Regions from separate parts of the Homo sapiens genome. Here region 2 is linked to region 1. A link is a loop called in an ENCODE intact Hi-C map of the cell type or tissue named here. Cell type or tissue: GM12878. All regions are shown on one strand. Links, peaks and the distances in the headings refer to the core of each region. The heading gives the core; the rest is flanking DNA.

Region 1 (4,407 bases), core at 254-4,253:
AGACTCTGGGCCAGATATTAGAGATATGATAAATAATAAAAATGATAATCAATAATCATAGTAAACACATATAGCCCATATTACATGCCAGGCACTATTTTAAAGTATTTTACATATATTAACACAATCAAACTTTCACGATAACTTATGAGGTAGCTATTATAATTACCTTATTTTACAGATGAGAAAAGTGTGTCTCCAAGAGGTTAAGAAACTTGCCCCAAGTCATTGATCTGGTAAGTGTCAGAGGCAGAATTCAAAGCTAGACAGTTTGGCTCCAGAAACCATGCTGTTAACCACTCAGCTATACTACTTCTTCCAGATAGACAAGGTCCTTGCTTTCATGAAACCCACATTAATAATACACAATTGTTTGTGGAATGAATGGATAGAAGAATAGACTCATGCAGAGAGGGAGAATGTAGAGGAACTTCAGGTATGGAGAACATAGTTGATAATGGCAGCCCTTAATAATACAGAAATAACACGATAATAATAATAACTAACATTTATTTAATACTTGCATGCCATATATTTTAGGAGTCCTATGTCACATATTTTGACATGAATCATATAACTTATCATGAGAAGAGCTCCAGGAAGTAGATACTATTAATCAGGCAAATTTTACAGATGAGAAAAACTGTTTTTTAAAGAGATTAACTTGCAACAAAGAGGTCACACTGCCTCCAATTGTCAAAGCCATCAATTGGATCACAAGCCTCCTTACGAGATGAAAATGAGATTATATTTGTATGTTGATTCATTAAAAGCTAGGGCTCATATCACCTGTTCTTTCTCCCTTTAGGAGAACAGGGTTTCTTTCCGAGTTTACATATAAAAGTAGAATAAATTCCAAAGTATTATAAAAGCTTGAGGAATCATTATATTTCCTGCTTAATCCAGTGGTAATAGTATACTGCATCATCCTAATACACTGACCAGTCAAAAAATAAATAAGTAAAATGGAAAGCAGCTTAACATATCTCACTGATCTCACTGTCTCTTCAAAACCTTCTTATACATTTGATTAATCATTTATTTTAGGGCCATTACCACTTGTGCTTAGATAATGATTTATTTTTTATTCTTTTTATTTTTTTGAGATGGAGTTTTGCTCTTGTTGCCCAGGCTGGAGTGCCATGGCGTGATCTTGGCTCACTGCAACCTCTGCCTCCCGGGTTCAAGCAATTCTCCTGCCTCAGCCTCCCGAGTAGCTGGGATTACAGGCATATGCCACCACTGCCAGCTAATTTTGTATTTTTAGCAGACACAGGGTTTCACCATGTTGGCCAGGCTGGTCTCAAACTCCTGACCTCAGGTGATTCACCCACCTCAGCCTCTCAAAGTGCTGGGATTACAGGCGTGAGCCACCACACCTGGCCGATAATGAATATTTACATGTGATGTTCTATGGTTTAAAATGTATATGAAAGTGGGTGTTTCCTCTAAAAAAAAAAAAGATTGCCTAAGGCAGCTTTTAATACTGTGACTATGGCCCACAAAAACATCTATACTGAGAGAACAGAAGAGAAACAGTATCTGGTGGCATAACACAGGGGGAATGAGAAGTCAATAATAATTAAAAATAAAAACCAAAGGCTAGAAACTAACTGGATTAGATTATAAGTGACAGCAAAGCTCTGTTTCTGACAAGGGCTCATTGTCTCTCTCCTCAGAGTATGGAAACTACACAGCTCATTAGATTATCAGTGAAAGAGAAATGTGGTCAGTGCTTATTAAATTGCACCTTTTGCCATTTTTAAGGTGGGCAGTGAAATGATCCAGAAAATATTACCTTCAACAACATTTTCATAGAGTGACTTTGCTAACAGAGTCTTCAGACCACGAGGAAAATTTTTAGACCATAAAGCAGAAGTTGAGGGAAAGGTAGTGGTGAGAAATGGGGAAAGAGGATACTGGGGAGAATAATAATAGTGGTTTAAAATAGTGGTAGTTCACTCAGTTTCTATTTGGTGACTGAAATATTGAAAAATTTACTTAGATTTCAGTCACAGAACAGGTGGTATTATGATACTGGCAACAGAATGTAGTGATTAAAAGCACATGCTTTTGAGTCACGCATACTGAAGCTTAGACCCTGGTGCTTCCTAGCTGTGTGATTTGGGGAGACTTGTTTAACCTTGTAAGCTTTAGTTTTGACATCTGCAAAACAGGAATGATAGCAGTTACTGCTTCAAAAGGCTATTGATTAAAATGTGTTGGCCTATATAAAGTGACAGGCACAATACAGTTCTTAATGTTAGCTCTTATCACTAATACTATTGTCATCATCTGTAAGCAGGATTTCTTGGTGAAAATTTTCGCTGATCATTTTCTTATAAACATCTGTGAACTGATGAGTTTAATTAGGGTGCTGCTGATGAAGCTTCTGTGTGGTCTTTTTAAAAATTCAGAATAGTACCGGATTTGGACCAAAAAGTGCTCTTTTGTGCTGAAGTCTTCAAAATGTTTTCCACAAAAGTGAGTTTGTTTGGGTTAATTATGTGTGTGCATTATCCTATGAACTCTCAAGATAAAGGGCCTACAGCTGGAGCTGATTGTATGCAATGAGAAGGGACATTACACTGATTGGCTAGTTGCTCTTGTCATTGTTTGTCATTGTCTTTTTTATTCTTTTTTTTCTCATTTGCATCAAATATCTGCCTATAATGGTGAACACTGAGCAACTGGCCTGGTTTCAAGGAAAAAAATCATGTGAATTTGATTGAAGTGCTCTCTGTGGGGTGCACCACACAGACGGGGACATATGTGCAGCCTGGCTGTGTGTTTGCTAATAGGAAAGAGGACTGAGGCCAAGAAAGAGAGGCTGGAGGTGAGATGACTCATTCTCTCAAACAGAAGAGGGAGCACTGAATTTGAACATGATGCAGACAAAGGAAGGCAAACCAGCTGAAGAAAGAGGTGCCAGGAGACTTGCAAGGAGACATGGCAAGTTTTGTGGGAATTCAAATGTGTGTAAGCAAACATAAATGTAATAATACAAAGGTGGGAGGTGTGGGGGCATGAGAATATAATAAAGAGGAATGAGCAATATAGAGATGGCAAGATACTGACCTTTCCATGTTCTTGCAGGAATATCAGTATGGTGGGATGAACTGGGAGGTGATTACAGACATTAAGGTTACCTAAGGCATAGTACAAGGAAATGTGGAACTCTAGAATCATTGGTAAGAAAACTCTAAAGTTAACTTTTAAACAGGAAACAAAGTGGCTGATCATTAGGTTGTAAGATAAATTAAAAAGCAGACCAATCCAATGTAGTAATGCCAATGCTATGAAAATAAATATGCATAAACCAAGGATTAAAATCTCCATAGTACTCTGAAATTAACTATTATAATAAAATGTATTCAAAATAATAACTATTAATAAATAAAAGGCATGTTAGTAATGGTTATCTTTGGATAATAAATATTTTCTTGTTTTTCATCTTTTCAGAAATGAATATGTATGTCATAGAGCAAAATTAACTCTAAATGAGCAAGAACAAAAACTTTAAGAAAGAACAGAAGCTAAGTACAGTGGTGTCATTATGAGACACACACAGCAGCATCTCATGAGTAATGAAAATCGGAATGGGAAAAAAGAAAGTTAATTTCTCAAGGCCAATGAATAGACTTAAATTTACTAGAAATAATATTCATATGTTAAACCTTGCTGTTTCTAGAAACGAAGGCAACTTGATACAGGGAGAATAATTTTGAACATAGAATCAGATCAGATCTGGTTTTAATTCCTAGTTTCACGAATTTAAGTCAGTTAACATATTTACTAAGAATTCATTTTCTTACATGTAAAATGGGAATTATACTTATTTGTAGATTTGTGTTTATGAGAAAAGAATAATACCATGAAGTTGAAAAGACTCTGTATGATATAAAGTAGCATACGAATAGAAATCAAACAGCCATAATCAGACATCATGCTTTGTTGATCCTGCTGCTGTTCAGGGCTCTTTATGTAGAAATTATCAATCCCTATATTGTGAAACACTTATTCCTACAGTGCCTCTTCCCACCTCCAAGAATGATCTTCTCAAGGGCAACTGATTAGATCATATTCATCTCTATTCCCCTAGCTGATGCAATATAAATAGTTGGCACTTAATAAGTGTTGAGGTATTAAGCTAAGTTTTAAAAAAATGATCGCAGAACACCAAAGGAAAAGCAATCAAAATTCCCTATTTTATAGAAAGAATGAAGCATTTGTGTTGCATTCTATTTTACATTTGTGTTGAGTCAGAGAGTAAAGCAATAAGAATGAAGGTCATTCAAGCAACAATACACATTTATTGGATACCCACTCTGTGCCAGGCACAGGATATAAGGATGAAAAGCTGGTACAGAATCTTAGCACCAGATCATATTAGTTTATAAGGTACAC
Region 2 (4,407 bases), core at 277-4,276, 320 kb after region 1:
CGCCTAAGCTTTCCCATCTCTCTGCAGAAGCAGAGAGGATAGTTAAGCGTACATGATCTGGAGGTCAACTTTCCAGATTAGAATCCTAACTTCAACGCTTTTTAAATGTCTGATCTTGACCAGATTACTCTACACTTTGGGCCTCAGTTTCCTCATATGTAAAGTGGGTTTGATAATGATGTTTATGTCATATAATTGTTGTGGGAGATTAAATGAGTTGATTCATGCATCCAGCATAAAATAAGTACCAAATAATAATTGTTACCTATTATCTGTCTTCTTTACATGTACATATTTCTATTTCTGTGTAAATAAAAGTATTTGGTGTTTTAGTAAGCTCTGCCCATATCCCAGATTTTATCATCTCACTAATTCACAAGCACCTTTAGGGCCTAACCTCCATTACATTTTCATCATCATAAAAGTATCACATTTGATTCTTACAACAATCCTAGGAGGTCGGGATGGTTATATCCATTTTACAGATATGAAACTGAGATCTAGACTAGTTGGACTGTGCCTGTGATTATGCAATTAGATAGTGTTGGGGGGCCAGGGCTAAAGCTTTGGACTTCTTAGGAATACTCTTCTTTTCTTTTCAAACCATAGAATTTTCACAGACTCAAGTAAGACTTGTCTTAACACTTTTAGGATATTAAAATGACTTCAGAGCAAAGCTCCCTGGGAATCTGTTCTCCCTACTCCCTGCTCTAATCAATGTATCTTCACTGGGTAGCAGCTGCATGTTTTAGTCAGTGTTGCGTAAGTCTCTGTTTCTATCTCTCTCTCCTTCTTTACCTCTTCCTCCCTCCATCTCTCCTTTCTTCTCTCTTCCTTACTTCTACCTCTCTCCTTCTCTCCCTCCATATTTTTCTCTCTCTTAGACACACACACACACACACACACACACACACACACACACAAATACTTTATTCGTCTATTTCATATAGAAGGAGAAGGTGTCATTAATAATGACTTTGAGGTTTCCAACATCTGTAATGAGACAACTGTGATCAGGTGAGAGCCAATAGGTGAACTTGGATTACTAGTGCATGGAAAGGTCATGCATTAAATGAAAAAGCAAAGAAATGGAGTTTGGATTAAAAAAATAGTATGGAAACGGGAGAGAGCAGTCCTTGATTCTAGTAAAGCTTGTAGGCAGTGGAACAATAATAATTAATTAAAAATATTTCTGAGGGAAGGTAGATGAGTCTGGGTAGCTATTCACTTCACTAAATTGATATCATATGATATTAAATAATTAACAATCCATTAATTATTTACAATGTACATTTGGAAAATTTAGTTAATATCACCAAGCTTTAGTTTTCTCTCTCATAAATTGTGAATAATAATTAATAATAATATTAATCTCCTAGGATTATTGTCAGGATTAAATGAATACTTACACTTAAATATTTCTTAGAGTATAAGAAAGTACTAAAGATTAATAAATAAATGTTAGCTATTGTCAACAGTATTATTATTTTATTAATGCTATCAGGAAGGGACAAGTATAGAAGGCCTCCAAGATGAGGGTGATAATAGATTTCTATTTGATACTTTAGGCAATAAGAAGCTATGAAGATAGAATACCTATGACTGAAAAGATATTTTGCAGTTATTTGTTAAAATAAGTATTTAGATTCAGGGAGTTCAGTTAGAATTTATTTGAAAGAACCAAGTACTTCTAAGATAGAATAAGATGTGTAACTAAATCTCAGAGTCATTAAAAGCATTGATCTCCAGGGCTCATGAGATCTAGGTCTATTCACCCCCAAATGAAATTGCATAGAGAATGCTAATGTATCAACAGAAAAACCCCTAAATGAAACGAAATAAAACATTTGAAATTATACTATGAAGTCAAGACAGTGATATGTAAACTCTTCCAAAGCACCATAGTCACAGACAATGGATTCCACCAAAATAGGCCTTGCAAACTTTGCTTCATTGAACTATGTTGACATAATTAAAAGTCAGTTAATGTAGGGATCACAAACATTTATAGTGGGGAGAAGCTTTTGTGATATTTACTTTTATAATGAACTGAGACTTAAATATTGCTCATGCACAGAAATATGTTTTGTGAACTTCGCAAGAATTCTTTTTTCATCAGTAATCTCTTCATTAAAAAGTCGAAAAGCAAGGCCCTTAATCATGTCATATTCTTTTGGAGTCCTTTACTCAGCAATAATTTCATTTAAAAACATTTCAGTGAACACTAATTGAACAGAAACTGTCAACTTCCTTTCATAATGAAAGGAAAACTGCCATGATGAAGAGTTTCTAATCATTATATCTAATTAAAAAGTTAATCCTTAAGTTTTTCATGTTTAAGTTCTTTCAAATGTAACAAAAGAATTTCTCTTTCAAAAATGGGAAACAAAGCACAGTCATTAACGAACAATGCTTCTGTGATAAAGCTACAAACTTGGAATTAAAAAATATTGGCCCAAGCTTTTATGAGGAAATTAGGAAAATTACAAGAATCAGCCAAACCTTGGCCTTCATTGACCTATTTTTTTAATACAGAAAAATTTCATTGTAGCACTGACAGTGAGGGATCAAAAAATAATTGGAATTTAAGCCTTTTGAAATACAGAGAGAAAAATGGCCTCTGCATCTCAGCTCATGGGGGAAATGAGACATGACTCACTCTCTCAGTATGAGTAAAGGTAATTCTTTTAGGTCTAGAGATAGAGTTAGAAGCAAGTTCTTCTAAATAAGTGAGGCTTTACCCCAAGATTCTGACTCACAGGAAAACCTTTAAAGCTACAGTCTAACCTCCTGAAGCCTAGTAGAGAAAGAGAGGATTCCTAGGCAAACATGGGAGATGATCCACCCAGGCATGACTGTCTCACTCTGTTCGTAAACAAGGCAGAAGTGGGAGAAATAGTTCTGAAAGACTAAATGCAAACTGCAAGATGATGAGCAGATTGCTTTGACTATCTCTACTTCCAGCCTATGCGTGCAAAGTATTTTAGGATACTGTGTGATGATCAGAGAAAGAAAACTTGTTTGAAAGTACCGTTTTCTGGATGGTCAGGCCCCTCAAAGTAGTAACCAGATCCAGAATATAGTAATGCATTACATAAGGGGCTTGCAGATTTCATTAACAAAGACCAACAAGATCACTCCCAATAACTAAGTTTGCTCATTCTGGTATTACCCAATGTAGCCTCTAGCCTATTATAAAGCAGTCCTCGGTAAAGGCTGAGTATCTATAGCGCTGAAATAATATGATTAGATGTCAACTCAGATCATGGTCTTCACTGAGCAAAGGCAAAAATATTTCTAATGCAATATAACCTTATTTCATTCTATATTATTGCCTCTCAGGGACAGGAGGGACAGAAGATTGAGCAAAAGTTTTTGTAAAATAATTTTTTCACATAGGCGCCTTTTAGATTTCATTGACATCCTCTGCTTTCTGCCTTCACTTTACATGTTTTTCCAGGAGGCATACATGCTATAATGAAAACAAGTGAGAAATGTGAAGTCTTTGCTCTGTTGCTTATGAGGTGTGTATGACCAAAAGAAAGCCTCTTGGTTTTTCTGAGCCTTTATTTGCTCTAATGAGAAACAGGGATAATAATCCCTGTTATCGCAGGGTTCTTCTGAGACTCAAATACAAAACGTGAAAACATTTTTGGAAACACAGAAATGAGTTTTTGTGTGTGAGGGAAAATGATTTAACATTGATTGAATATCCACCAAGTACCAGGTACAGCACTAAATTCTTCATGTACTAGGTCTTTTCATAAAGTAACCCTGTGATATAGGCATTGTACCCATCTAAGAGGTGAGAAAAGGAAGTGGGAGAGATATTGAGTAACATAACTAGGGTCTTAAAGCTTGCTATTTGTAGAGATAGAATTAAATTCAATTTTGTCTGTCTCCAAAGACAGTGATCAGCTCCCAGAAAGTAGAAATTGTTCTTTTGGTAGTACATTGTTTAAAAAAGCAAGGTTTTAATGTGAGTCATCCAAGGTTTGAATTCTAATGCTAAAATCACTCAGTGTTGCTATGAGTAAGTTGCTTAAACTCTCTCTGAAGTTTTATTGTCTCATCTAAAAATGGGGAAGAAAAGTAACTAACCCCTATATTTTTGTGAAGATGTCTAGAAAAAAAATGCACATCTAGCAATTAAAAGTGTTATTTGGCATACATTATACATTCAATACATGTTAGCTACTATTGTTTAAAAATTACTACTTTTTAAATTTGTTAGTAACCAATTCAGTAAATTATCTAGGAATCTCATAACTTTTTATAATTTACTCTGTGTATTCTAAAGATGAGGCAGTTTTTATTACATATGACTGACCATTGACCAAAAACAATTAAAGGCTAGCTAAGTTAGCTTAGATATATAAAAGAAATAAATCCAATCAGGTACAAGGT

What was found. Peaks named below come from ENCODE experiments on the same cell type or tissue, not always from the same donor. Only the 100,000 strongest peaks of a DNase experiment are listed, where the experiment ranks them.
Region 2: a loop joins it to region 1, with 4 times the contacts of the local background. A loop is called at or near these places in 1 of 110 quality-filtered maps.

The regions. Positions count from the first base shown.
Region 1 is chr11:83,968,488-83,972,894 of GRCh38, forward strand. All of the region lies in intron 12 of DLG2 (discs large MAGUK scaffold protein 2), which reads right to left. Among named protein-coding and RNA genes, the nearest start is that of DLG2-AS2, 330 kb to the left of the region's middle. In GM12878, for the core only: no CTCF peak of the experiment used is centred there; DNase peaks (open chromatin) are centred at 1,804 and 2,744; H3K27ac peaks cover 609 bases.
Region 2 is chr11:84,286,858-84,291,264 of GRCh38, forward strand. All of the region lies in intron 7 of DLG2 (discs large MAGUK scaffold protein 2), which reads right to left. Among named protein-coding and RNA genes, the nearest start is that of DLG2-AS2, 650 kb to the left of the region's middle. RefSeq lists an enhancer at 2,873-2,932. In GM12878, for the core only: no CTCF peak of the experiment used is centred there; DNase peaks (open chromatin) are centred at 2,392 and 2,694; H3K4me3 peaks cover 259 bases; H3K27ac peaks cover 1,066 bases.